Regions from separate parts of the Homo sapiens genome. Here region 2 is linked to region 1. A link is an interaction called in ENCODE POLR2A ChIA-PET data of the cell type or tissue named here. Cell type or tissue: K562. All regions are shown on one strand. Links, peaks and the distances in the headings refer to the core of each region. The heading gives the core; the rest is flanking DNA.

Region 1 (8,637 bases), core at 638-8,637:
TCCCCTAAAAGGCAGAGTCCCAGCCACAGCAACTGCTCTTGTCCTTGGCTTCCTCCAGAGAAACAGAGATCGGGGAGCAGAAGTCAGATCATACATTTAAAGCTACATGAGGGCCGGGCGCAGTGGCTCATGCCTGTAATCCCAGCACTTTGGGAGGCCGAGACGGGCAGATCACGAGGTCAGGAGATGGAAACCATCCTGGCTAACAAGGTGAAACCCCGTCTCTACTAAAAATACAAAAAATTAGCCGGGTGTGGTGGCGGGCGCCTGTAGTCCCAGCTACTTGGGAGGCTGAGGCGAGAGAATGGTGTGAACCCAGGAGGCGGAGCTTGCAGTGAGCCTAGATTGCGCCACTGTACTCCAGCCTGGGCGACAGAGCGAGACTCCGTCTCAAAAAAAAAAAAAAAAAAAAAGCTACATGAATGTCCCCATTGGAAATAAGACAGGAAACTCAAAACTAGGTGCTGTAGTCCCAGCTATTTAGGAGGATAAGGCAGGAGGATCACTGTAGCCCAGGAGTTCAAGACCAGCCTGGGCAACGTAGCAAGATCCTGTCTCTTAAAAATAATAATAATAAATTTAAAAAAAAAAAAGCCTGGGTGCAGTGGCTCATGCCTATTATTCCAACACTTTGGGAGGCTGAGGTGGGAGGATCACTTGAGGTTAGGAGTTCGAGATCAGCCTGGCCATCATGGTGAAACCTCATCTCTATTAAAAATAAAAAAAATTAGCCGGGTGTGGTGGTGCACACCTGTAATCCCAGCTACTCGGGAGGCTGAGGCAGGAGAATCGCTTGAACCTGGGAAGCAGAGGTTGCACTGAGCCGAGATCGCACCACTGCACTCCACCCTGGGTAACAGAGCGAGGCTCTGTCTCAAAAATAAAAATAAAAATAAAAAAAATAAAAAGAGAGAGACAGAAAAGGAAACTCAGGGGGCCAGGGCTTAAGGGGTTGGGAAGATGCGAGAGTCTTAAATTTGGTTCCTTGCTTCTTTGGGCCAGGACTCAGAGAGCCCCACTGACACATATGCCCATCTGTCTTGAACCTTAACAAATTGCAAAGGCCACAGGCTATTCTACAGGCCACGGGAGCCCCCCCAAATGCAATGTCATGGGGGTGTTCCTGAAGTAGAGGACCCTCATAAGGCCTCTGAGGCCCAGAGAGGGGCAGCTCCGGGCCTAAGGTCACACAGCCAGTCAACAGAGACCTAATCCAGAGGTCTGCGGGCAGGAGCTATGAAAAGGACAGGGAGTGGTGTTTGCCCTCTGGGTGAGCAGTGAAGGCATGAGTCTCACACCCCCGGCTTCCGCTCCACAGCATGTCCAGCTGGGGGCCCAGGGCGCTGAATGATGGCCGGTCCTGTGGGCTAGGGGCCCAGCACAGCTTCATGAGCTCGTGAACCTGAGGGGCGGGGGACAGATAATGGGGTCGTGCCTGAGCAGTCCAAAGGACACAACTCCCATTCAGCGTATTTGTTTTTGTTTTTTTGAGACGGAGTCTAGCTCTGTTGTCCAGGCTGGAGTGCAATGGCATGATCTCGGCTCACTGCAACCTCCGCCTCCCGGGTTCAAGCAATTATCCTGCCTCAGCCTCCTGAGTAGCTGGGATTATAGGCACGTGCCACCACGCCTGGCTAATTTTGTATTTTGAGTAGAGACAGGGTTTCACCATGTTGGCCAGGTTGGTCTCAAATTCCTGATCTCAGGTGATCCACCTGTCTTGGCCTCCCAAAGTGCTGGGATTATAGGCATGAGCCACCGCACTCATTCAGTTTTAAAACACAAATTAAATTCCATCCCATCTCTGCTCCAAAAACTCCCATGGCTCCCTATGGATCTTACTTATTTATTTATTTGAGATAAAGTTTCGCTCTTGTTGCCCAGGCTGGAATGCAGTGGTGCGATCTCGGCTCACTGCAAACCCTGCCTCCTGGGTTCAAGCGATTCTCCTGCCTCAGCCTCCCAAGTAGCTGGGATTACATGCACACACCGCCACACCTGGCTAAGTCTGTATTTTTAGTAGAGACGGGGTTTCACCATGTTGGTCAGGCTGGTCTTGAACTCCTGACCTCATGTAATCCACCCACCTCGGCCTCCTAAAGGGCTGGGATTACAGGTGTGAGCCACCGCGCCCAGCCCTTATGGATTTTACAACACACTTCTCCTTTCGAGACTACCCTGACCAACATGGAGAAACCCCATCTTAACTAAAAAAAAAAAAAAAAAAAAAAAAAAAAAAAAAAAAAAAAAATTACAGGTGGCGTGTGCCTGTAATCCCAGCTACTCGGGAGTCTAAGGCAGGAGAATTGCTTGAACCTGGGAGGCGGAAGTTGTGGTGAGCCGAGATTGCGCCATTGCACTCCAGCCTGGCCAACAAGAGCAAAACCACGTCTCAAAAAAAAAAAAACAACAAAAAAACACCACCTCTCCCTGATGCCCTCCTTCGCTCATCTCCATCCCTCCTTCCCTCATTTGTTCCGGGCAGTCACATCTGCCTCCATCGCACTGGTGCTTAAAGGCACCCAGCTCATTACCTCCCCAAGGCCTTTTTCCCTTCCGTGTCCTCCACTGGAAATTTCTTCTCCTAGCTTTACTCATGGGTAGGCTCCTCCTCCTTCCAGCGTCGGCCCCGTAAGAGGCCCTCTTTGACCACCCCCACCCCACCATTTCCCTCTGTTCATCTCTTTCAAGGCACTTATCACTACCATAATTTTGTCTTTGTTTTGTTTTGTTTTGTTTTGTTTTGTTTTGTTTTGTTTTGTTTTGAGACAGGGTGTCACTCTGTTGTCCAGGCTGGAGTGCAGTGGTACAATAATGGCTCACTGCAGCCTTAACCTCCTGGGCTCAAGCAATCCTCCTGCCTCAGCCTCCCTGGTAGCTGAAACCACAGGTGCATGTCACCACACCGGCTATTGCTTGTATTGTTTGTAGAGACAAGGTCTCACTATGTTGCCCAGGCTGGTCTTGAACTCCTGGGTTCCAGTGATCCTCCTGCCTCAGCCTCCCTAGTAGCTGAAACCACAGGTGCATGTCACCACACCGGCTATTGCTTGTATTGTTTGTAGAGACAAGGTCTCACTACGTTGCCCAGGCTGGTCTTGAACTCCTGGGCTCCAGTGATCCTTCTGCCTCAGCCTCCCAAAGTGTTGGGATTATAGGCATGAGCCATCGTGCCCAGCCTAGAATGTTCTTATCAGATTTTGCTAGTTACTGGGAGGACAGGGTCTTCAGCACCCAACAAGTCCTGGCACACAGTTGGCACTCAATAAATGTTTTTGGCCTGAGCAAATTAATTTATCAATGACCAACTGCATGTCAGACACTTCCACAAAGGTTATGATTATATGATTATAAACCATGAGAGGGTGGGATGTGGTGGCTCACGTCTGTAATCCCAGCACTTTGGGAGGCCGAGGCAGGAGGATCACTTGACCCCACGAGCTCAAGACCAGCCTAGGCAACACAGAGAGACCCCATCTCTTTAAAAAAATTTTTTAAAATTAGCCAGGCACAGTGGCTTATGCCTGTAAATCTCAGCACTTTGGGAGGCCAAGGCAGGAGGATCGCTTGAGCCCAGGAGTTCAAGACCAGCCTGGGCAACATAGCGAGACCTTGTCTCTTAAAAAAATTATTTTTATCTTATTTGTTTGTTTATTTATTTATTTATTTATTTTGAGATGGAATCTTGCTCTGTCGCCCAGGCTGGAGTGCAGTGGCATGATCTTGGCTCACTGAAACCTTCCCCTCCCAGGTTCAAGCAATTCTCCTGCCTCAGCCTCGCAAGTAGCTGAGATCACAGGCACCCACACATGGGTAATTTTTGTATTTTTAGTAGAGACAGGGTGTCACCATGTTGGCCAGGCTAGTCTCGAACTCCTGACCTCCGGTGATCTGACCGCCTCAGCCTTCAAAAGTGCTGGGTTTACAGGTGTGAGCCACCACACCTGGCCAAAATTATTTTTAAATTAGCCAGGCATGGTGATGTACACCTATAGTCCCAGCACTTTGGGAGGCTGAGGCAGGAGAATCGCTTGAGCCCACGAGTTCAAGACCAGCCTGGGCAATATAGTGAGGCTCCCATCTCTAAAAAATTATTTTTAAATTAGCCAAGTGTGGTGGTGTACACCTGTAGCTCCTGCTACTAGAGACACTGAACTAGGGGAATCACTTGAGCTCAGGAGTTGGAGGCTGCAGTGAGCTATAATTGCACCCCAGCCTGGGCAACAGAGTGAGCCCCCATCTATAAAAAAGAAAGAAAGAAAGAAAAAAAAAAACCATGAACGTCACCACCATTTATGGAGCATCGACTGTGTGCTCGGCTTTGAGCTGAGCCCTCATAGGCACAGGTGTTCAGGAGTCTAATCTTCCCTCACCCTATAAGGCATTACTATTCTCATTTTGGAAAAGGGTAAACTGAGGCTCTGAAAGTGCTCTGACTTGCCACACAGTGAGAGAGTAGCCAAGTGGGGGCCAGGATCCTCATCGGCCTCACACTCTAGCCTTTCTTCTCAGTACAGAGACTCAGGCGCCAGCTGGCTTGCCCGAGACCCCGGCCCAATCTACAGACTGGGAAACTGAGGCTAGCCCTGCGGCGCTCACCTCAGCAGGGCAGGCAGGAGGCGCCGGCAGCCTCTGGCCCTCCTCCAGCAGTTCCAAGAGGCGGCAGAGGGCGGGGACATCCCGCTCACATCCCATCATCCGCAGGAACTCCTGGAGCCAAGGAGGAGCGCATGTGGTGGGGGAGGAGCCTCCGTGGGTGGAGGGGGAGGGGCCACCCGTGGTGGGGGTAGGGGCCATCTGTGATGGAGCGGGGAGGGGCTGCCTGAACCGTGAAGGGGTCAGAAAGGTGAGGAAGCGTCCTCCCCACTGGGGCCTATGATGCTGGGACCAGGTGACCCCATGCTAAAGAGGGACGCAGGCGCAGACAGGTTGGAGATTGGCCACGAGGGGCGTGGAGGGAGAAGAAGGCTGGGGGCTCTGGGAAGCCGACTCACGGCCGAGGGGCTGCAGCTTTTGTCGCAGTAGGTGAAGAGCTCGTACAGGACGACCCCGAAGCTCCAGACGTCTGACTGGCGAGAGAAGATGTTGTCCGAGAGGGATTCGGGGGCATACCTGGAGAGGGGACAAGGTCTTGAGATGCGAGGGTGTAGAAAGGACAGGAAGAGGGGGGCAGCCTTGGAATGGGGAACTGGTCAGGGTAGGTGGGGACTGTGAGCAGGTCAGTCCCGTCTCCAGGGTCTCGGTTTCCCTGGCTGTGGGATAGGTGGATTCTCCAGCCCTGGGAGGTGCCTGGGAAGAGCTAAGGCTGTGGGGAGGAGGCGGGGGCAGCACGGAGGGGCGGAGATGGGGGCGGGGCCAGAGCCGTGGGAGGGGGAGGGGCCAGAACTGGGCGGGGGGAAGGGCGGAACTAAGAGGGGGCCAGCCCTGAGGGGCGGAGCCAGCGTGTTGGAGGGGTGGGGTTCTGAAGCTTGGGCGGGGCGAGAGCTGAGAGAAGGGCGGGGCTAAGGCTGGGGGCCGCTGACAGCAGGGCAGCGGGAGACAGAGGAGCCAGTGCTGTTGAGGGGGCGGGGCTCTGGGGAGTGGGAGGGGCCAAAGCTGCAGCGGAGGAAGGGCGGGGCTAAGGCTGGGGAGCAAAGCAGCGGGAGGGGGCGGGGGCATGGCTGGGGGCGGAGCCAGAGCCGTGGGGAATAGGGGCGGAGCCTAGGCGCGGGTTCCCCACCAGAAAATGGGGCTCTGGCCTGGCTCGCGGACCACGTAGTAGTCTTTGTCAAGCGGCAGCAGCTTAGCTAGGCCGAAGTCAGCGATCTTGACGTGTGCCTCGCTCTCCACGAGGATGTTTCGGGCGGCCAGGTCGCGGTGCACGCAGCGGCGGGAGCCCAGGTACTCCATGCCCTGCGGGCGGGCGGTGTGAGCGTGCAGAGAGGATCCCAGGATAATCCGGCAGGTACCCCAAGCGTGACCTGGCACCCCAACCCAGACCCCAACTATAACCCTACCCCCGAGCCATCCTCCACTGAAGTTCTGATCCTGAGCCCTAAGCCAACCCCACCACTCCCGAGACCTGGACCCCAAACCACTCCTCAGCCTTCACCGCGACCTCCAAGCAGACCCCTGCCCAGGCCGTGCCAGCTGAATCCCCACAAGTCCCGGGGCGCCCCCTCGCACCTTGCAGATCTGCGAGGAATAGAGAAGGAGGCGGCTGGCATCGAGGCGCGCGCGGTGCCGCTGCAGGAAGTCGCGCAAGCAGCCGCTGGGCAGGTACTCCATGACCAGCCGCAGGCTCTGGCGGCCTGGAGAAGGCAGGATCTGTCACAGCAGGGCCCAGCCCTGCTCGTCCCCCCATTCTTCCCCCCTTTCACAGTGGGACCTTGTGTCCCTCTCGACCTCAGTTTTGCTGACTGTAATATGGGAACCGCAACAATGACACATTGCTAATATCTCTTGAGTACTTTCTACAACATACATTGATGTGTTTATATATCACGGCCAGGTGCAGTGGCTCACGCCTGTAATCCCAGCACTTTGGAAGCCTCACTTGAGGTCAGGAGTTCAAGACCAGCCTGGCCAACATGGTGAAAACCCATCTCCACTAAAAACACAAAAATTAGCCGGGTGTGGTGGCACGCTCCTGTAATCCCAGCTACTCTGGAGGCTGAGGCAGGAGAATCACTTGAACTTGGAAGGCAGAGGTTGCAGTGAGCCGAGATTGAGCCACTGCCTCCAGCCTGGGTGACAGAGCGAGACTCTGTCTCAAAAAAACAAACAAACAACAACAACAACAAAGTAAATATCACAATGGCCCATTTTTCAGCTGGAGAAACTGAGGCTCAGAAAAGTTAAGGTTTCACAACTGGTAAGGGGTAGAGTCAGGATTCAAACCTGTAACCCATGTGAATCTGGATCAATAATCACGTTCCCAGCCTACCTAAAGTGGCCTGGCAGGAGGGTAAGAATGTGCACTTTGAAAAGCACCCATACGTCTTGGTTCACTCATCCGGGAGCTGGCTCACCCGGGCCATAGCTGACACCACGATACTTGACAATGAAATCACTGTGCAGTGCTTTGAGGATCTGAATCTCCCGCTGAAAGTCCCTCTGCTGGTCTGGCCCGCTGTGCTGCAGCTGTTTCACGGCCACCAGGGCACCTGTATTGTCGCCTAGCGGGTCATAGCGGCACAGCTCCACGCTGCCAAAGTTGCCCTGGGGGATAGCGGGACTGATGTCCAGGCACCTGGATGCTGCCCTGCCCTCTCCAACCCACCCTGGCCCTGCCCACCTTACCTTGCCCAGCTGTGAGATGTACTTGAGGTGTCTCTCCTCGAAGATCGTGGGGTCTTGGCAGGCATAGAGCTGGGCACCATTCCACAGCCCATCACGAGGTGCCAGGGCACCAGGTGTGGGGTCTGAGAGGAGCTCATAGTCTGGGGTGGGGGCATGGGCAGTGGTAAGCAGCGCCTCTCATCCTGGGCCCCACTCCTGAGTTGACTTGCTGTGCAACCTCCATCTGCATATTGACCCTCTCTGTGCATTATGGCAGGGCCATTGCAAGCCAAAGGGTACCTTGTGGAGACTGGAAAAAGGTGTCTCCCACTCTGTCCCAGGCAAAGGAAGCCTCCTCGTGCAGTGCACACCCTGTGCAACTCCACATGGCTACAAAGATGGAGGACATAATGAGAACTCATTTCCCCAGTTCCACTGCTATGAAATGTGGCCACATGACTGAGCTCAGGCTGATGGACAAGATATGCTGGGTGCCCCTCCAGTCCTGACCCATGGAAACCTAATACGGGGCCCTCCACACTCTCTCTTTTATCTGCAGAGGATCCAACGGGGACCCAACGCCTGAGGTGAGTGCAGCCACTAAGTGAGAGGTTCCTGTGGGCCTGGACACCCTCATTGAATGAAGACTAAATATCACACTGGGCATGGTTGTGTGTGCCTGTAATCCCAGCTATTTGGGAGACTAAGGCAGGAGGATTGCTTGAGCCAGTAATTCAAGACCAGCCTGGGGAACATAGCAAAACCCCATCACAGAAAAAAAAAAAAAAAAAAAAAAAATCCAGCCTGGTGTGGTGGCTCATGCCTGTAATCCCAGCACTGGGTGGCTGAGGTGGACGGATCTCTTTGAGACCAGGAGTTCAAGACTAGCCCGGCCAACATGGCAAAACCCTGTCTTTACTAAAAAATACAAAAATTTAGCCGTGTTTGGTGGCACGCCCTTGTAATCCTAGCTACTTGGGAGTCTGAGGCGGGAGAATTGCTTGAACCAGGGAGGCAGAGGTTGCAGTGAGCCAGGATCACGCCACTGCACTCCAGCCTAGGTGACAGAGGGAGATAGTGTCTCAAAAATATAAAATAAAATAAAATAAAAATGCATACAGGCATGCATCACCATGCCTGGCTAATTTTCTGTTTGTTTGTTTGTAGAGATGGAGTTTTGCCATGTTGCCCAGGCTGGTCTTGAACTCCTGGGCTCAAGCGATCCACCTACCTATAGCTGGAACTATAGGCATGAGCCACTGCGCCCAGCCAAACATTTTTTTAAAAGAATGAAATAGACCAGACATGGTGGCTCACACCTGAAATCCCAGCACTTTAGGAGGTAGAGGTGGGCGGATCACCTGAGGTCAAGAGTTC
Region 2 (14,612 bases), core at 2,530-10,529, 300 kb before region 1:
ATCCTGGCTAACACAGTGAAACCCCGTCTCTACTAAAAATACAAAAAAAAATTAGCTGGGCATAGGTGGTGCACGCCTGTAGTCCCAGCTACTTGGGAGGCTGAGGCAGGAGAATGGCATAAAACCCAGGAGGCGAAGCTTGCAGTGAGCTGAGATCGCACCACTGCACTCCAACCTGGGAGATACAGCGAGACTCCATCTCGAAAAAAAAAAAAAATACAAAAATTAGCCGGGCGTAGTGGTGTGCACCTGTAATCCCAGCTACTTGGGAGGCTGAGGCACAACAATTGCTTGAACCAGGGAGGCGGAGCTTGCAGTGAGCTGAGATCGCGCCACTGCACTCCACCCTGTGTGACAGAGCGAGACTCGGTCTCAAGAAAAAAAAAAGCTGGGCACGGTGGCTTACGCCTGTAATCTCAGCACTTTGGAAGGCTGAGGTGGGCGGGTCACCCGAGGTCAGGAGTTTGAAACCAGCCTGATCAATATGGCAAAACCCTATCTCTACTGAAAATACAAAAATTAGCTGGGTGTGGTGGCATGCGCCTGTAATCCCAGCTACTTGGGAGGCTGAGGCAGGAGAATTGCTTGAACCCAGGAGGCGGAGGTTGCAGTGAGCCAAGACTGCGCCACTGCACTCCAGCCTGGGCAACAAGAGCGAAACTCCGTCTTAAAATGAAACAAAACAAAACAAAAAAACAAATGTATTCTGTCTTAGCTATAGAGATCAGAAGTCCAAGGTCAAGGTGGCGGCAGGGCTGGTTCCCTCTGGAGGCTCTGAGGCAGAACCCATCCCAGGCCTCTCCTGTCCTTGGCATTCCTTAGCTTGTGGCCATATCACTCCAGTCTCTCCTTGTCTTCACTTGGACTTCTTTCTCTTGTGTGTTCTCGCCTCCTATTTATTTTTTTGATACAGGGTCTCGCTCTGTCACCCAGACTGGAGTGCAGTGGTGCAATCACAGCTCACTGCAGCCTCCATCTCCTGGGCTAAAGCGATCCTCTCACCTCAGCCTCCCAAGTAGCTGGTGCTACAGATATGCACCACCACGCCTGCCTACTTGTACAAATTTTTTGCGGAGACGGGGTCTTGGTATGTTGCCCAGGTTGGTCTCCAACCCCTGAGATCAAGCGATCCTCCAGCCTCAGCCTCCCAAAGTGTTGGGATTACAGGCATGAGCCACTGTGCCCAGCATTCTTTTCTTATAAGGACACCTGTCATTGGATTTAGGATCGCCTTGCACCCAGGGTGGTTTCATCTCAAGATACCAAATGAGTATTCCAAATAAGTTCCAAATAAATGCTTATTTGGAATAAGTATTCCGAATAAGGTCACATGCTGAGTTTCCTGGGTCAGGACGTAGACATGTCCTTTGGGGGACATAAGTCAACCCTCTGCTGAGCTCCAGCTGCACTGACAGGGCGAAGCACTGCATTCAGCCATGCTGCGGACCTGCTCAGAGCCTTGAAAGCACCAGAGAGTCTAGTCTCCATGTGCTGGGCTCCTGCACATTTTCCCAGAATGCATCTGCTCATGGCCCACCCTTCAGCTTTCTCTAGGCCCCAGGGACGACAGTGTGGGAGGCTGGTGGGTGCATGGGGGCTGCCCAGCCACGTGCAAGTTTCTGTGGGGGGATCCAGAGGAGGCACCCGGCTGAGCAGGAGATGGGAATTGAAACCTGCGCAGAGGCGGCTGTGCAGGGTGAGAGTGGAGCCGAAACCACAGAAAGTGAAGTTTGCTTCAACGTCTTGTCCCGGCAGGCCACTCAGATGTGAGAGTGAGGAAGTGGGATGGGGCCTGACCGGAAGGAGGTTGGTAAACAGCAAAGAGAGCTGAGCGGAAGCTCAGCTGTGGGGCTGGTTGAGGGCAGGAGGCCGTGGCCCCCAGAGCGGCAGGCACGGGGCTGCGAAGTGAAGGGAAATTGAGCTGCCAGCACAGGGACCCCACATGGATGGTTGTGCCTGGGGCTGTCACCATCTCCTACTCTTTGCGAGAGTGACAACTCTTCCTGCTCCTTTTGCCTTCGGAGTGAAATTCACCCTTCCCACAAGGCTCCACGTGGCCCCTTTCACCTCTCCCTCTCCCCAGCAACATCAGCCCCTCACTCAGTCTCCCTGCAGCGCACCCACTTCCTGCTGTTCCTGGAGCCCGCTGAGCACATTCCCACCCCAGGGCCTTTGCCTGTGCTGAGCCCGCTGCCCGGTATCTCCTTTCCTGCAGCTTTTTGCATGGCTTGGGCCCTCGCTTTCTTTTTTGGGGGGACACGGTCTTGCTCTGTCGTCCAGGCTGGAGTGCAGTGGTGTGATCTCAGCTCACTGCAACCTCTACCTCACGGGTTCACACAATTCTCCTGCCTCAGCCTCCCAAGTAGTTGGTTCTACAGGCACCCACCACCACTCCCAGCTAATTTTGGTATTTTTAGTAGAAACATTGAGTTTCACCACGCTGGCCAGGCTGGTCTCGAACTCCTGACCTCAAGCGATCCACTTGCCTCAACCTCCCAAAGTGCTGGGATTACAGGCATGAACCACTGCGCCCAACTCCTCGCTTCCTTTCATCTCCGTGACCCCTCCATGCCCATCCTCTATCCCCTCCTGCTGCATTTTTCTTCCTTGCCCGTCTCATCATCTGATGGTTTTCTTTTTTCTTTTTTTTGAGACAGAGTCTCGCCCTGTTGCTCAGGCTGGAGTGCAGTGGTCCGATTTCAGCTCACTGCAACCTCCGCCTCCTGGGTTCAAGTGATTCTCCTGACTCAGCCTCCTGAGTAGCTAGGATTACAGGCGCCCACCACAACGCCCGCTATTTTTTGTATTTTTAGTAGAGACAGGGTTTCACCATGTTGGCCAGGCTGGTCTCGAACTCCTGACCTCAGGTGACCCGCCTGCCTCGGCCTCCCAAAGTGCTGGGATTACAGGCTTGAGCCACAACAGCCAGCTGAAAAAACATAAATTTTTTTAAAAGAAGAAATGAATCCTGGGCTGTTAGTGAAGATTACATTCAGATATTACTAGAGGCTTAAGCAAAACAGAGGTTTAGCTCTTTCTCTGGAGAGACACCATTCAGGGCTGGTAGAGCAATGTCACACATTCTTCAGGAACCCCAGCTCCTTCTACATCATTGCTTTGCCCTGTCATCAGCTGGATTCTGCCTCATGGCCCAAGGTGGCTGCTTGTGCTCCAGCCATTGTGTCCACGTTCCAGCTCTAGCATGAAGAAGCTTCCCAGGATTCACCGAAGACACTTCTGCTCACTCCTTTATGGCCAGCCTGGGTTGCACAGCCCCACATAGCAGCAAGGAAGTCTGGAAGATGAGTCTCCATTGGACAGCCATGGGCTCCGTTATGATCAGGGATTCTACTACTGAGGCCAATAGGAGCAATGGACATTGAGGGACACGTGTTCTCTATTCATCGATGACCTGCCCGCCTGCCTCAGGGGCTCCCTGGGGATCTTGCCATCTGAGGGGCCACACTCTGGACTTTCCTTCCTCCAGCCTGGAGCCCCTGACTGCTGGGAAGTGTTCAGTGTCCTTGAGAGGTCTTCAGGGACCCACCCCACTCCCCAGCCAACGCTGGATCCAGAGCTCAGTGCTTGACACTCCCCTCATCAGAAAACCTGTGATGGCTCCATTTGATCACATTTCCGCTTGGAGTGTAGACTGCATGCCCTCCCTCCCTCCGTCCCTCCCTTCATTCATTCATTCATTCATTCATTCATTCATGCACACGTTTATTCATGCATTCATTCAGCAAACATCGAGGGCTGCTCTGTGCCAGGCACAAAACAGGTGAAGGGGTGGAGACGCCCAACTAACCAAACCAGGTCAAATGCTGGGACATAAAGGTCGCGCCCAACCAGTCCAGGGGCACAGGGACGGCTCTCCAAGGGGCTGGTATCTGGTCTTTTCACCTGAGGGGTGAAGCTTGGGCGACCACGTGCAGGAGGCGGGAGCAAGAGTTCTCTAGGCACTGGACAAGACCGCGGGGGTCAGAGGGACATGGGGGCTTCGGGAGCTGCAGGGGGCTGAGTGGAGCCAGAGGGCTCTTGGAGCGATGAGGCTGGGCCCTCAGTGGTGCTTTCCCAAAGGGCAATGGGAGAGCTTCGGGAGGTCAGCACGGAGAGTTTTGGGGTGCTAAAGATGGGGTTTGGGCCCAAGAAAAGGGACACCTTCGCTGGGTGACGTGGCTCACACCTGTAATCCCAGCACTTTGGGAGGCTGAGGCGAGAGGATCACCTGAGGTCAGGAGTTTGAGGCCAGCCTGGCCAACACAGGGAAACCCCATCTCTACTAAACAAAACAAAACAAAATTAGCCAGAAATCGCTTGAACCCAGGAGGCGAAGGTGGCAGTGAGCCAAGATCATGCCACTGCACTCCAGCCTGGGCAACAGAGTGAGACACCGTTTAAAAAAAAAAGAACACTTTAGGAGGTCAAGGAGGGTGGATCACGAGGTCAGGAGTTTGAGACAAGCCTGGCCAACATAATGAAACCCCGTCTCTACTGAAAATACAAAAAATTAGCCAGGTGTGGTGGCGGGCGCCTGTAATCCCAGCTACTCGGGAGGCTGAGGCTGGAGAATCACTTGAACCCGGGAGGTGGAGGTTGCAGTGAGCCAAGATAGTGCCATTGCACTCCAGTCTGGGCGACAGTGCGAGAGTCTGTCCCAAAGAAAAAAAAAAGGACACCTTTAAGAGACACTTAAAACGTGAAATATGCCAGGTGTGGTGGCTCATGCCTGTAATCCTAACATTTTGGGAGGCCGAGGTGGGCGGATCACTTGAGTCCAGAAGTTTGAGACCAGCCTGGGCAACATAGGAAGACCCCCCGTGTCTACAAAAAATACAAAAATTAGCCAGGCATGGTGGTGGCGTGTGCCTGTGGGCCCAGCTACTCTGGAGGCTGAAGTGAGAGGGTCACTTGAGCACAGGAGTTCCAGGCTGCAGTGAGCCATGATCGTGCCACTGCACTCCAGCCTGAGCAACAGAGCAAGACCCTGTCTCTAAAAAAAAAAAAAGGAAAAAGAAATGGAGTCCAGGTGATGGACTGGTGGGAGGGACAGTGTTGGGGGCCTGAAGAAGGAATCAAGGATGAAGCTTCAGTGCCCCCAAGTCTCTCTGCTCACCCCTGCCAGGCCACCCATCCTCTAAGACCTTGGCATCTGCCCCCCTGCCCCAGCACTGACCTCAGGGACAGTCTGGGAGTGCCTGTCCAGCTCTGTCTCCCCAGCCTGGGGACTCCTAGGAGCTGGGCCAGGGCTGTATCCTCTCTGGGGTCCAGCCTCACCGGGCACAGGGTAGGCACAGTGCTGGTGGGGGGGTGTGGCACCAGGAACTAGATGCCGCATCCCTGCCCATCCCCCTGTTCCAGCCCCCATACACAACGACTGCTGGCCGGTCCTGCCAGATGTCTGCCCTGCCACCCTCCTCCAAGACGAGCTATGATTTTCTTTCTCCCACACCCCACAACCTAACCCCGGGGCTGTCCCCGCAGCCTCTACAGAAACCACTGGCTCTGGGCAACACGGGCCCCAGGGGAGTGGGGAGGACGCAGGTGCAGCGTGGGGTGGGGCAGGGGCGGGGCCTCTGAACCCACTGTGACCAAGCCTCTCACCCGCCATCCAGGTGCCCCTGAGCCGAGGAACGCAGGCGGTGGTCGTGGGGAAGGGAAGAGGAGCCCCGGGAGACGACAGCAGCATGGGTGGGCGGCCTTCGAGCCCTCTGGACAAGCAGCAGCGGCAGCACCTAAGGGGTGAGCAGCCGGGGAGGGGACAGGGTGGGAGTCCAGGTGGGTGGGGGCTCCAGCCATTGGGTCCACATGCTCCATGCAGCAGATGGGGTTCGGTTCAGACCTAGGGCTGTCAAAACACACAGGATGCCTTCTTAATGTAAATTTCACGCAGTGAATCTTTTTTTATTGTTGAGACAGGATCTTGTCTGTTGCCCAAGCTGGAGTGCCGTGGTATGATCGTGGCTCACTGCAACCTTGGCCTCCTGGGCTCAAGCAATTCTCCCGCCTTAACCTCCCAAGTAGCTGGGACCACATGCATGTACCACCATGCCCAACTAATTATTTCATTGGTTGTTTTTTTTTTTAATAGAGACAGGGTGTCCCTATGTTGGCCAGTTTGCTTTTGAACTTGTGGGCTCAAGCGATCCTCCCGCCTCAGCCCGAATAGCTGGGACCACAGGCGTGCACCACCACACCTGGCTAATTTTTTATTTGTTTTCGTAGCGACAGGGTCTCACTATGTTGCCCAGGCTGGTCTTGAACTCCTGAGCTCAAGCGATCCTCCCACATCAACCTCCCAAAGTGCTGGGATTACAGGCGGGAGCCACTGTGTCCAGCCTGCATCTTATTTTTAGTATAAGTGTATCCCAGATTTTGCATAGTGCACACTTATGCTGAAAACCAATTACCCCTTTATGGTTTTTTTTTTGTTTGTTTTGTTTTGTTTTGTTTTTTGAGATGGAGTCTCCCTCTGTTGCCCAGGCTAGAGTGCAGTGGCGCAATCTTGGCTCACTGCAACCTCCGCCTCCAGGATTCAAGCTATTCTCCTGCTTCAGCCTCCCGAGTAGCTGGGATTACAAGCATGTGCCACCATGCCTGACTAATTTTTGTATTTTTAGTAGAGATGGGGTTTCACCATTTTGGCCAGGTTGGTCTCGAACTCCTGATCTCAGGTGATCTGCTCACCTCAGCCTCCCAAAGTGCTGGGATTACAGGTGTGAGCCACTGTGCCCAGAAGACTGTGTCTTCTATTTTTATTTGGTAAATCTAGTGACCTGATTTAGGGCAGGGGTTCAGGTGGGAGGCATAGGGCCAAGTGGAGGGTGTCCCAGACCCAGCCAGGCCCTGAGGGATGTCTTCCTGAGCGGGCAGGGACCAGCAGGCCCCTCGGTAGGACCCTGGGGATGGAGGCTCAGTTCCCAATTTGAGACTAAGAGGGGCCAGTGCCAGATTCAGTGCCATTCGGGTCCCTCTGTCCTCATATGTGGGGTGAGCAACTGTGCTGGGCGCTGGGGACATTGTGGGGTTGGTATTGGCCTTACCCTCACAGGCTCATGGTCTAAACACCTTCCCTCTGGTGGCTCTGCTATGTGGGGCTTCTGTGCCCAAGGTGACCTCATGGCACAGAACGGCTGCTGGAGCTCCAGCCATTGGGTCTACATTCCATGCAGCAGCATGGAAGAGTGTTTTTTTGGTTTTTGGGTCAAGTCATGACCCAAAATTGCATGGTGAGAATGATGGGAGAGAGCTCACATGTTCCTTGAGGGTAGGGAAGAGCAGAGGTGGATGACTGCCCACTGAGGAGACAATGATCAAGCCAGGGCTGGAGGGATGTGATGGTGTTGGAAGGAAGGAGATACCAGAAGAGCATTTTGGACAGGAGAAACAGCATGTGCTAAGGCCAGTGATGTATCTTGCAAACAAACAATTCACGTTCACACCCTGGTCATTCCCTCATTTGCTGTGTGCCCTTTGGTGAGTGACTTCACCTCCCTGGGCTTCATTCTCTTATATGTAAAATGGGGATAGCAACAACGCCTAGCTCATGGGGCTGGGGGGGCATTGTAAGGATTCAAAGAGTTACTCTATGTAGCACTGGGATTTTTTTCCCCCAGATAGTGGCTTAAACAAGATAAGGATTTTTTTTTTTTCTCCTCAAACTGAGAGGTGTGGAAGCAGGCAGGCTAGTAAAAGTTAGACACCTAAAGTCCTTTCATCTCATGGCTCTGCCATGTGTGGATTCCTGTGCCCAAGGTAGCCTCATGGCACAGAATGGCTGCTGGAGCTCCAGCCATTGGGTCCACATTCCGGGCAGCAGAATGGAACTATGTTTTATTTACAGTCAAGTGTACAAGCCTTAGGGCAACAGCTCAAAGAGCTAGTCACCCATCACCCATATGACTACTTCCCAGATAGATCAGGATACAGCACACCTCCATCACTCACAGAAAGTTCACTTGTGTGCTTTGGAGCTTTAAAAGCTTTTGAAAAGCTCCCCAGGTAAAGCATATGGGGACACTTTTGGGTGTGATGGATCCGCTCATCTTGATTGTGGTGAGGGTTTCACGGATGTGTGATTGTGTCAAAGCTCAGCAAACCATATGCTTACATGATACGTGAGCTATAAGTGAAGGTGTGGCTCAATCTGTATTCCCAGCGCTTTGAGAAACCAAGGTGGGAGGATTGCTTGAGGCCAGGAGTTTGAGACCAGCCTGGATAACATAGCAAGACCTTGTCTCTACAAAAATAAAAAAATTAGCTGGGCATGGTGGCACGTGCACATGATCCCAGCTACTGGAGTGGGGCTGAGGTGGGAGGATCACTTGAGCCCAGGAGGTCAAGGCTGCAGTGAGCTGAGATTGCACCACTGCACTCCAGCCTGGGGGACAGACACCCTGTCTCAAAAAAAAGAAAAAAAAGTGCAAGACAAGTGGATCACTGGAGCTCAGGAGTTCAAGACCAGCCTGAGCAACATGGCGAAACCTCGTCTCTACTAAAAATAGAAAAATTAGTCAGTCGTGGTGGCAGAAGCCTGTAGTCTCTGTAGTCCCAGCTACTTGGGAGGCTGAGATGGGAGAATCACCTGAGCCCAGGAAGTAGAGGTTGCAGTGAGCTGTGATCGTGCCAGCGCACTCCAGCCTGACAACAGAGTGAGACTCCATCAAAACAAAAAACAAAAAACAAAACAAAACAAAACAAAAAACCCGTCTCTACTAAAAAATACAAAAATTAGCCCAGCATGATGGCGTGCGCCTGTAGTCCCAGCTACTCGAGAGGCTGAGGCGGGAGAATTGCTTGAACCCAGGAGGCAGAGGTTGCAGTGAGCTGAGATCGTGCCACTGCACTTCAGCCTGGCAACGGAGCAAGACTCCATCTCAAAAAAAAAAAAAAAAAAAAAAAAAAGAAGCTCCCTCACCCAGCCACATGGATGGAAACAGGCATGGAGGGTGAAGGATGAATGAAATTTGGTGACAACTTGTCTGGAAGCTCAGGATGACTACAGGAGCCCCCAGGTGGCTTCCCTGTCTGTTTTGCCCTCCCCAAGCAGGTCTCCTGGGCAGATTCAATTTGCTGGGTTCACTGTCCCCTTGTCCCTGCAGGTCAGGTGGACACCCTGCTGAGGAACTTCCTGCCTTGCTACCGTGGGCAGCTGGCAGCGTCTGTCCTGCGGCAGATCTCTCGAGAGCTGGGCCCTCAGGAGCCGACCGGAAGCCAGTTGCTACGCAGCAAAGTGGGTGTTGTGGGGGCAGAGGACGTTTGAGTGTTAGGGGAGGGTCCTGGAGGAGCCCTCCCTAGGCCATGCTTCCAACCTCAGACCTTTGCCATTGCCATAGGATGACTTTAAATATGCATTGTTTAAATAAACATTCACTGAGCAGCCAAGCAAGGTGGCTCCCGTCTGTAATCCCAGCACTTTGGGAGGCCAAGGCAGGCGGATCACCAGAGGTCAAGAGTTCAAGACCAGCCTCGCCAACATGGTGAAACCCCGAAACCCCATCTCTACTAAAAATACAAAAAAAAATTTAGCCAGACCCTGTAGCGCGCACCTGTAGTCCCAGCTACTTGGGAGGCTGAGGCAGGAGAATCGTTTGAACCTGGGAGGTGGAGATTGCAGTGAGCCCAGATTGTGCCACTGCATTCCAGCCTAGGCAACAGAGCTAGACTCTGTCAAACACACACACACACACACACACACACACACACACACACACACACACAACCATTCACTGAGCATGTAATTCATGCCACATCATGGGCTGGGCATGAGGACACACAGCCCTTGTCCAGTGACAAGGACAGATCCTGCGGTAACCTCTGGGGTTCACAACCTGATGGGAGGTAGAAGACTCCAAACAAGTTAGCATATCATGATGTGGAATGGAGTAACATTTTCTTTTAGATGGAGTTTTGCTCTCTTGCCCAGGCTGTAGTTCAGTGGCGCAATCTTAGCTCACTGCCACCTCCACCTCCCAGGTTCAAGCGATTCTCGTGCCTCAGCCTCCCGAGTAGCTGGGACCACAGGCGCCCGCCACCATGCCTGGGTAATTTTTGTATTTTTGGTAGAGACGGGGTTTCACCATGTTGGCCAGGCTGATCTCGAACTCCTGACCTCAAGTGATCTCCCCACCTTGGCCTCCCAAAGTGCTGGGATTACAAGCGTGAGCGCCTGGCCTCCAGACATCTCTGGAGCCATGAGGTTGTGTGCCCCACACACCTCACTCAGTCTTCACCCCTTTGGTAGACAGGTCTTTGACTGATGAGGAAACTGAGGCACAGAGAGGCCAAATGGCCTTCTCGAGGTCACACTACAGAGGTGTGATTTCAACCTGGGATCCACGCTTATTACTAATGCTTGGTCCCACGCTCCAGTTGGGGCTGAGATTTTTTGCCTCTCCGGAATGCCCCACTTCCCAGCTGTGCCCACCCAGGGCGGGGGGCTCCAGGAGCTGTGGACACAGAGCCCCTTCCTGCCTAGGACTCTCTCTGTCCAGCCTGGGGCATCACGGGACCTTAGCGTCACCCCAGGATACAGCGGGTGTCTGGGTGGTCGGGCCACAGGGACATCAGCCCACAGCCCCCTGACACCCACTGCTCCCTCTTTCTGCAGAAGCTGCCCCGAGTCCGTGAGCACCGAGGACCCCTGACCCAGCTTCGGGGCCACCCACCCCGGTGGCAGCCGATCTTCTGTGTTCTGCGTGGGGACGGCCGCCTAGAGTGGTTCAGCCACAAGGAGGTGCGTGATTGGCACGTGGCCTTTCTACTTCTGGGTCCCTCCTTCCCACCCCCGTCAGCCTCAAGGTTTGTGGGATCCATATCTCAGCATAGCCCCACCTCTATCAATCACCCAGGATGAATCTTGTGCCCCTATGTGTTTGGCCTGTTGTAGGCAACCATCTCGTCCCATCCCCTGCTGTGCTGGGTGGGTAAACTGAGGCCCAGGCCAGGGATAGGGTCGTGGTCAGTATCAGAGCTGTGGTTTCAACCTCTTGGGGCCTTTGCAAGTCACACCTCTGGCCGCTCTGCTTTCTGGCTGGGGAGCTTGGAGCGATCACTACCTTTCTGAAACTCAGTTTCCACTTCTGTGAAATGGGATGTTTCACACCATGTAGGGCTTTGAGGGTTCAACAAGAGGGTCCTCAGACAGCACTTGGGACCGGACCGGCACGTGGGGAGCCCGTGGGTGCTGGGAGCTCAGGGACTGAGGGAGGAAGGGAGGGAAAGGGGAAAGGGAAGGAGGGAGAGAGAGGGCAAGAACAGGAGGGAGGAAGGGAGAAAGTTATGGGGGCAGAGGTAGGATGGATGGAGGGAGAGAGGAGGAAAAAAAAAGGGAGGGAGAGCCGGGCCTCGTGGCTCACGCCTATAATCCCAGCCCTTTGGGAGGCTGAGGCAAATAGATCCCTTCAGCCCAGGAGTTCAAGAACAGCCTGGCCAACATGGTGAAACTCCGTCTCTACTAAAAATACAAAACCTAGGGCCAGGCACGGTGGCTCAGGCCTGTAATGCCAACACTTTGGGAGACCAAGGCAAGTGGATCACCTGAGGTCAGGAGTTCAAGACCAGCCTGGGCAACATGGCGAAACCCCGTCTCAATTAAAAATACAAAAATTAGCCTGCTGTGGTGGCGGGTGCCTGTAATCCCAGCTACTCGGGAGGCTGAGGTGGAAGAATCACTTGAACTTGGGAGGTGGAGGTTGCGGTGAGCTGAGATCGCGCCATCGCACTCCAGCCTGGGTGACAGAGTGAGACTCTGTCTCAAAAACAAAAAAAAAAAAAAAGAGAGAGGGAGGAATGGAGGAAAGGAGAGGGAGGGAGGGGTGGGAGGGGCAGAGGATTTTTCAGCTCATCTGAAATCTTCCCTTGATGGTATAGTTGGGACACAGAAGCCACAGTTCAGACCTGTCCCAGGTTGGTTCTCTGGGTACCTTTTGTAGGAATATGAAAACGGGGGCCACTGCCTTGGCTCAACAGCCCTGACAGGATACACGCTCCTGACTTCCCAGCGAGAATATCTCCGCCTTTTGGATGCTCTCTGCCCTGAATCCTTGGGTAAGGGTCCCGGGGTTCCCAGGAACAGGTTTCTCCACCCCAGCATCATTAACATGTGGGGCCAGATCATTCTCTGCGGTGGGGGCGTCCCGTGTACAGCAGGGCAGTAAGCAGCATCCCTGGCTTCCACCCACTCCCTGCCTGCAGCAGCCCCCACCCTGGGTGCGACAACCACCAATGTCTCCAGCATTGCCAAGTGTCTCCCGGGGGCAGCGTTGCTACGGGTGAGCATCCCTACTCTGGAAAACAAACAAACAAACAAACAAACAAACACCCACTCTTGCAAGGGTGAGGGGGAGAGTTAGGTCATGGGACCAGAATCAGAATAGCAAAGGATAAAAACAGTAAAATCTGGGATGGGTGCACTGTCTCATGCCTGTAGTCCCAGCTACTCGGGAGGCTGAGGCGGGAGGATCGCTTAAGCCTGGGAGGTGGTGGCAGTGAGCCGAGATTGCCCCACTGCACTCCAGCCTGGGCAATAGACTGAAACCCCATCTCCAAAAACAACAACAAAAACAATTAAAAACAATAGGCTGGGCACGGTGGCTCATGCCTATAATCCCACCACTTTGGGAGGCCGAGGTGGGCGGATCACTTGAGGTCAGGAGTTCGAGACTAGCCTGGCCAACGTGGTGAAACCTCGTCTCTACTAAAAATACAAAAATTAGCCGGTGTAATGACATGCGCCTGTAATCCGAGCACTTTGGGGGACCAAGGCAGGTGGATCACCTGAGGTCAGGAGGAGACCTCATGAGGCCAGCCTGACCAATATGGTGAAACCCTGTCTCTACTAAAAATACAAAAGGTAGGCCGGGCGTGGTGGCTCACGCCTGTAATCCCAGCACTTTGGGAGGCTGAGGCGGGCAGATCATGAAGTCAGGAGATCAAGACCATCCTGGCTAACATGGTGAAACCCCATCTCTACTAAAAATACAAAAAATTAGCCAGTTGTGGTGGCGGGCACCTGTAGTCCCAACTACTCAGGAGGCTGAGGCAGGAGAATGGCGTGAACCCGGGAGGCAGAGCTTGCAGTGAGCCGAGATCGCGCCACTGCACTCCAGCCAGGGTGACAGAGCAAGACTCCATCTCAAAAAAAAAAAAAAAAAGAAAAGAAAAGAAATTAGAGAAGGAACAATTCCAATTCCAGGCATGTGCCTGGCAAATAACTCAGCATTGGGCTTGCACTATCTCATAAAGTCTGCCCAGCAGGCAGGCCCATCACTAACTACCCCATTTCACAGATAAGGACATTGAGGCTGAGGATTGTCACACAGTCAAGGGCAGAGCTAGAATTGCACCCTCTGCTTCACCTAAAAGCTATCTTGCTGTCAAAGGACACAAAAATGTAGTCTGCTGAGATGTTGATGCTGCTCAAAACATCAGAATCTGCCCAAATACCCATCTCTTGAGGGTTGATTAAATATATTATGGCCTGGCCCTTGGTAATGAACAGTGAGCTGGCTGTGGCGGCATATGCCTGTAGTCCCAGGTACTTGGGAGGCAGAGACAGGAGGATCCCCTGAGGCCAGGAGTTCCAGACCAGCCTGGGTAACATAGTGAGACCCCCATCTCCACAAACATTTTAAAAAATAAAATTACCTAGGTGTGGTGGCATGTGCCGGTAGTCCCAGCTACTCAGAAGGCAGAGGCGGGAGGATCACTTGAGCCCAGGAGTTAGGGGCTGCTGTGAACTATGATCACACCATTGAACTCCAGCAGCCTGGGCAACAGAGCCAGGAGCTGTCTCTATTTAAATAAATAAATAAATAAATAAAAACCTGGGTGCGGTGGCTCATGCCTGTAATCCCAGCACTTTGGGAGGCCAAGGCGGGCAGATCACCTGAGGTCCCAGCCTGGCCAACATGGCGAAACCCCACCTCTACTAAAAATACAAAAATTAGCCGAGCGTGGTGGCACACGCCTATAATCCCAGCTACTCAGGAGACCGAGGCAGGAGAATTGCTTGAACCTGGGAGGCAGAGGTTATAGTGAGCCAAGACAGCGCCACTTTACTCCAGCATGGGAGACAGAGCAAGACTCTGTCAAAAAAAAAAAAAAAAAGCCAGGTGGCTCACGCCTGCAGTCTCAGCACTTTGAGAGGCCAAAGTGGGAGGATCACTCGAGCCTAGGAGTTTGAGGCCACCGTGAGCTATGATCACACCACTGTATTCCAGCCTGGGCAGCAGAGGAAGACTCCATCTCTGAAATAAAAATAAATTAAAATTTAAAAACAATAAATAAAAGAAAGCAAAACTTAGCCACTGAAAGTGTCCCAGACGTATCAAGGAGCAAAATGACCAGTTCCAAGGCAGAAAATCCCATCTTGTCACAGATATGCACCTCACACAGTTTCACGCAGATTTTAGAATCTGGAGAAATGTCCCCTAAACTATTAACAGTCATTATCGTCTCTGGGGGCTGAGGCTGGAAGACTGAGATGATCAGGAGCTTCCACCTTCTGGACTATTGATTTCCTTTTCTTTTCTTCTTCTTTTTGTTTTTGGACAGAGTCTTGCTCTTGCTCTGTCTCCCAGGCTCAAGTGCAGTGGCATGATCTCTGCTCA

Evidence for each region. ChIA-PET counts read pairs that join two places held together with the same protein. Peaks named below come from ENCODE experiments on the same cell type or tissue, not always from the same donor. Only the 100,000 strongest peaks of a DNase experiment are listed, where the experiment ranks them.
Region 2: POLR2A ChIA-PET joins it to region 1 with 6 read pairs; 6 of 35 experiments call an interaction of 5 or more read pairs at or near these places.

Annotation. Positions count from the first base shown.
Region 1 is chr19:17,825,509-17,834,145 of GRCh38, forward strand. It overlaps JAK3 (Janus kinase 3), which reads right to left. Exons shown (of 24, transcript NM_000215.4): 18 at 7,282-7,421; 19 at 7,011-7,200; 20 at 6,166-6,290; 21 at 5,720-5,892; 22 at 4,995-5,112; 23 at 4,600-4,710; 24 at 1-1,402. The coding sequence ends at 1,235. Among named protein-coding and RNA genes, the nearest start is that of INSL3, 8.3 kb to the left of the region's middle. RefSeq lists a silencer at 5,525-5,574 and enhancers at 5,546-6,130, 6,131-6,714. In K562, for the core only: no CTCF peak of the experiment used is centred there; DNase peaks (open chromatin) are centred at 4,823 and 5,503; H3K4me3 peaks cover 1,284 bases; H3K27me3 peaks cover 658 bases.
Region 2 is chr19:17,521,654-17,536,265 of GRCh38, forward strand. It overlaps NIBAN3 (niban apoptosis regulator 3), which reads left to right and starts at 5,614. Exons shown (of 15, transcript NM_001321827.2): 1 at 5,614-5,742; 2 at 9,102-9,232; 3 at 10,610-10,735; 4 at 11,934-12,048. The coding sequence starts at 5,688. RefSeq lists enhancers at 1,340-1,399, 9,121-9,739 and a silencer at 5,466-5,575. In K562, for the core only: no CTCF peak of the experiment used is centred there; no DNase peak of the experiment used is centred there; H3K27me3 peaks cover 598 bases.